Regions from separate parts of the Mus musculus genome. Here region 1 is linked to region 2. The links are chromatin loops, found by intact Hi-C in ENCODE. Cell type or tissue: left cerebral cortex. All regions are shown on one strand. Each heading gives the region's core, and the rest is flanking DNA. Links, peaks and the distances in the headings are about the cores only. Region 1 has its middle 45 kb from the start of Nat1. Region 2 has its middle 110 kb from the start of Nat3.

Region 1 (2,926 bases), core at 217-2,716, 190 kb after region 2:
CTGTCGCTACTGGAGTGGATAGAGCACTTCTCCAGCATCGTGTTCACAGGGTAGGTTTTTTTCACATAGATGCTGTGGTTCTGAGTTCTGGTCCTCATGCACAGACAGCAAGAACCTACCAACTGACCCATCTCTCCGGCCCCCAAATACCTTTCTGTTTGCAAGATGTGCCCTTAATTTTACCACACATAATTCTGTTATAAGGAGAAGCCATAAGTTGGGTCTCTTTCTCTTACAATTGAAAAGGTTGTTTTCTGAAGAGAAATTCATCCCCCAGGAATAATAAATCCTGAAGCTTCTATGTGCTGCTCTTTAGAAGCCTAGAAACTGACATAGCCAAACTGAGGATGGCAGCCAAACAGGACTAGTGTAGCCAGTGTTGCTCAGTCTTTCCTTCACTGACTGATCAATGTAATCCAACTTTGATCGTCTGTCCATATCTTAAGAACTAAGATATGGTAAAAGAACTAATATGGTAAAAGACTAGTTAGGAGACTAGAGAGATGGCCCAACTGATAAGATCACTGACTGCTCTTCCAAAAGACCAGGGATCAATTACCGGCTCCCACATGGCAGCTTCCCACATGGCTTTTCACAGTCACCATCTGTGACTCCTGTTCCAGGGGGATCTGATGTGCTCCTCTGGCTTCCATGGGGAACAAGCATGTATGAGGTACATAGACATACGTATAGGTGACATGCCTAGTCTCATAAGATTATGAACTAAGTGCAGCATTAACCTCCCCCTTTGCTTCCAATATCGCATCCAGAATCAAGATTGACTTGTCAGACCTACTTTTGTCAGTGCAGTTTGGGTTTAGCTCTGGACAGTACATTTCATACTCTGGGCGCCATGATGGAGCTGAGTGATGCTGATAAGATGTGGCAATATGAAGGGAGAGTTGGGCAGAACCATAGGTACTATCTACATAAGAGATTATGTACACAGTGAGCCCTAGACAAAGTAAGAAATTGAAAATGTAATGATGGCTGGGCTGGGACCCACTGAATAGACGAGAATGAAAATAGGCCTTTGAGGATGATCCAAGACTAAGTAAAGAATATGGAGATATATTGCAGGCAACTAAAACTCTAGTTATAATAGAGAAAGTGCCTAAAATCTCAGGGAACATATTCTGTAAGACTCCCTGTTCGTGGGTTATATAATTTAATAGGGAACAACACTTTCTTATGATGATTCTGAATGGTCAGTTACCATGGTATAAAATTACATATGCATGCATATATTCTGTGATTCTTGCCCTTAGTATTAAGTCTAGGTAGAAAGATAATACACAGATATAAAAGAGATATAAGTCTCATGATGTGTGCTATGGGCAGTATAGCTTATGGGTGTTTGGGAGAAAAGAAATCAAGTCTATGTTAAAATGTCTTGTAAACTTGGACTTGATTCTTTTTAACCATTATCAATGCCTTGGATTTAGACCTAGAATGCTATCCTATTTGGTTTGGTTGACACAAGAGAAGGTGGTCATGGAGATTCCCTGTAGGAAGACAAATAGTGAGAAAGGAGCACAGTTTTATCTGGAACATACGAATTACTTGGTTTTGAACAAGGAAATATGACTAAGCACAGTGGGGGTGGTGTTTTGGAAAAAATATGGGGCTATTTCAGCCAAAATCAGAGAACACAACCTGGAGTCTTGGTTTCTAATGAATTATGGAACAGAAAGTATTTCCATTTGTTCTCGGGTAGGTGGTGCAGTGGCCAGAGTATTTTATATTTTAAATCTCCATTTATTTATAATTCAGAATTAGACAAGGGTGATAGCTGAAGAACCAGGTTTCCAGAACAATTATGTTGGACTAGTGAGAATGGCATTTGACGTCCTTTCTGGAACAGACTTATGTTGGAACAAAGTCAATGAGCCCATCTCCCTGTGCTGCTTTCTGTGCTCAGGAAGGCAGCATGGGGCTGTTGTTTGCTGACTTTATTCCAGTTATCTGCAGAAGCAGAGGCACTATCAAGCACATAGAACTCCTACCACAATAACTCTGCTGAGGAGACACTGTGTTGAAGGTCATTGAACCCTCTATCATGATCATTTTAATTTTTGGTTGTCTTTGTTTTTTTCTGGCTGGCCCAGGACCACACCTGAACTAAATAGAGCCTGTGCTTGTGTGTGCTGTCTGTAAACCAGAAGTACTAAATCTTAGGACCTATCTCACACTGAATGAGTCAATCCATGTATTAACTAAGTGACTTGCATATGCTTCCAAGTTTGAGAAGTACTTATGTCATACACCCTGAATTCAGCCTGGAGAATGTAAGAGGTAGAACCTCACTCCATCTCTAAGCCCTACCTTCTTCACCTTGGGCCCTTGAGAATCTCTTGTCTTAAATTATCACAGGATCTGAAGATTGCCCATCTCACTTGAGAATACAAGATAATTGGAGTTACCTAAGACTCATGGGCTTTGAAGAATATATATGAATTTTGGAATTAAAACCAAGAAAGACCAAGTTGGTCACTCTAGTCACATCTATTGATAATCTATTTAACCCTTACAGGTTACTGAATCCCATCCCAAATTCTGGGAGTGTGAAATGCATGGCATATGGAAACTGATTCCCCCAATTATGATTGGCTCAGGCCAATTTCTTATAAACAACAGTAGACAGGTGATGAAGGGTTATCTCTCTGGTCTTTGCAGTCAGGCTTATATATGGAGGTCTTTGGGAGGAAAGTAAGAAAGCAAATGAATGCTTCTCTAAATATTGCCACTAAGAATACTGTAAATGTAATTTACAGAGTAGCCTCTACTTAAATTTTATATTTTATTTTAATGCTGAGAATGGAATCTAAGCCCTCACTCATGTTAAAGAACTCTACCACTGACCTACTCACATAGCCCACCTTATAAGATTGTTGTATGTGGTGTGTGTGTGTGTGTGTGTGTGTGT
Region 2 (2,926 bases), core at 268-2,767:
TTGATTCTGGAGAACATCCTACTTTTTCCCACAGTGTGCCCACGTTTCAATTCCTCATCCAGGTGCCACAGAGTCCTCAATATTTTACAAAGCAGTGGCTGTCCTAACAGACATGAGCATTTCTAGCAGGGGTGTTAGAGCATTGTCAGAATGGTAAAACCACAACCCTGAAGCACAGTTGACGTGCCCAGCCAGAGGATGGATTTCTTCCCTCAGAATACTGAAGAATCACAAAGAGTTGAACATATTTAAAATTAGTCCCACTATTAATCCACCTTTCAGAATTAGGTAATTTACAATCAGCCTGAAATCAGCTTTGAAATTGGCCGGGGCACAGAATTAAACAAGCGGATGAGAATGTCCTCAGTGTCTGACTGCAAAACGCAAGCAAGTTTGCAGAATTAGGCTGACTTAATATTCTACATCAAAGGGCACACAAGATGGCTCAGCAGGCAAGAGAGCTTGCTGTAAGCCTGACAAGATGTGTTCTGTGCCCAGAGCCCACAGGATAAAAAGAAAGAAGGCTCTGGCATGTGCATTCTCCAACGCACTATGTACATAAACTTATAAGGAAAAATATTAAAAATATCGCATGGCATTTATAAATCATAACCTTTCCACAAGCTTGATCAACTCTGTCAACCTATAAATATGGAATAAACATTTATTTATCAAATGAGAGAAGAGCATTCAAGGTTCATATCCTAAAGGGATTGTCTGACCTGTTTAAACCTGGGTGATACTGTTTTCAAATCACTGAATCAGTGAAGCTTGCTCACTTGTATAGCCTTGCTTCCACTCCTTAAATCTTTACTGCATTCTCTGTTGCTCTTCCATAGGTCTAGCCATGCCCCAAGCTGAGATTATAATAGGAAAGGTCAGCACATAGCTCAGACCACAGCACCACCTCAGTGAATGTCAGCATTAACAAGGATGAGCACAAAGATGAGCTGGTCCTTTTGGCACAGCTGCATATCTGGTGACAGCATTATAGTGCCTGGCAGAGTCCCTTCAGAGTTACACGAGACTTTTGCATTTTCCCTGCATCCTTGCTCTGTATAATGCCATTTCGTCTCTGAGCCCACAGAGCTGGGTGTGCTACACTATCCCATACAGACTGTGTAAGCACCGAGATGTCCACACAGTGATGATGTCACCTAACAACACGTTGCTCAGGACATATCCCTGTCACTAAGGGACACGTCTGCATACACCCGGCTCTTCCTCTTTTCACTTTAGAATCTCACCATCTGTAATCTCCACTCAATTCTGATTTCCTTTCCTCATGAACTATTTCCAAGAGGGGCAGGAGGAGCCTTTAAAAATCTCTGTACTTTGCAGAAACCTACCTGGGGAATAAACCCTATTTTGTGTTTCCCTATGTCCACCTTCAGCTAAGACAAGGTGTAACTCTGCACCCACACTTATTACTCTACTGCAGGAAGATTCCCCAAAGGCCTAAAGGGCAAAGCATGGGACTGGTGAAGCCAGCCAACATCACTATGTGATGGTAAGCATGGGGCAGAGCAAAGAGCTCTTGAATTGCTATCTGACACCATGCTGAGTGGGCAAGGCAACCAGCTCCCAGTGTGGGTACTAGTTAGTCTATTTGTCTATGCATAAATGCCCTTTACAAGTTGCCTGTTAGGTGTGGCCATCCATAGCAGCCAGACCTTCAGTGCTCCCCCAGCTACTGCTGTGACTGTGAGACACATTCTGTTGCCTAGAGACAAAATCTTCTACCATGATGTCAAAGCCTAACCATTTATATCTTCGCGTTCCATTGGTGGAAATCACCACCTGGAACAAAGATCCTGTTTTCGCATGCTACCTTCTTGAACACATGGGCAGCTACAAATAGCTCAATGCGTTCCCATCAGCTGCTCCTCGTGTATAAATGGTAGGAGAGATTAGGGCTAAAATGAATGTGAATTTCAAGAAAAATAATCAGTAACTTAGAACTTGGCAGCATATGTTGTTTAAAACAGAGAGTATTTAGAATTTTCTTCATCTTAAAATTGTCATTGCATGTTCCAGTGGTGGCATGCTTTACAGATTCTGGTATTTTGTGCAGTCTGTTAGAACTGACCTCTAATCATTTAATTGTCCTAATTGTACATAGAAAAGAGAAATTTGTATCTGGTAGAAAGAGAAACATCATTTTAGTTAGTAGTTTCCTTCAGAGTTTTTTTTTTTTTTTTGAATATGGAGAGTAAGGGGATTTGCTTGTCTTCTTGAGTTTATGTTTCTATTTAAGAAATCACTTCATGAGGCTGGAGAGATGCTAGTGGCTAAGAGCACTTGCTGCTTTTTGAGATGACCAGGGTTCAGTTCTTGGTACTGCCTGTAAGTCTAGCTACAAGGGAACTGAAACCCTTCTTTTGGCCTATGTGGATACATGCATTTGTGTGTACATACACAGACAAGCACACAGACATTTAATTAGAATGTGTATTCATCATTTTTAAAAATTACTTCATGCCGGACGTGGTGGCACACACCTTTAATCCCAGCAGTTGGGAGGCAGAGGCAGACAAATTTCTGAGTTTGAGGCCAGCCTGCTCTATGGAGTGAGTTCCAGGACAGCCAGGGCTATACAGAGAAACCCTGTCTCAAAAAACCAAAAACCAAAAAACAAACAAACAAAAAAACCAAAAAAACCCTTTCAGGTCTAAAATATATTCTATTTGGGTTCAGCAAAATATTATAGATTTATTCAACAAGTAAATGTTGGGATTCAAGAATGAAATAAGTAAAAACTCAGGTATAAACTAGGCTTTCCATCACCTAAGCTTTGCACTGCAAGACATGCTATTTTGTTTTGCTGTTTTACTTTGTTTGAGACTGGTTCTGTTCTGCATGACCCAGCGTGGTACTGAAGGGCCTGTCCTAGGTCTGCCTCCAAAGCACTGGAATCATAAGTATG

What was found. Hi-C counts contacts between places; a loop is a spot of excess contacts. Peaks named below come from ENCODE experiments on the same cell type or tissue, not always from the same donor. Only the 100,000 strongest peaks of a DNase experiment are listed, where the experiment ranks them.
Region 1: it touches region 2 in a loop (11-fold over the local background); 2 of 42 quality-filtered maps call a loop at or near these places.

The regions. Positions count from the first base shown.
Region 1 is chr8:67,444,849-67,447,774 of GRCm38, reverse strand. No RefSeq gene overlaps it. Among named protein-coding and RNA genes, the nearest start is that of Nat1, 45 kb to the left of the region's middle. In left cerebral cortex, for the core only: no CTCF peak of the experiment used is centred there; a DNase peak (open chromatin) is centred at 1,646; H3K27ac peaks cover 1,512 bases.
Region 2 is chr8:67,630,701-67,633,626 of GRCm38, reverse strand. No RefSeq gene overlaps it. Among named protein-coding and RNA genes, the nearest start is that of Nat3, 110 kb to the right of the region's middle. In left cerebral cortex, for the core only: no CTCF peak of the experiment used is centred there; DNase peaks (open chromatin) are centred at 1,176 and 1,777; H3K27ac peaks cover 2,421 bases.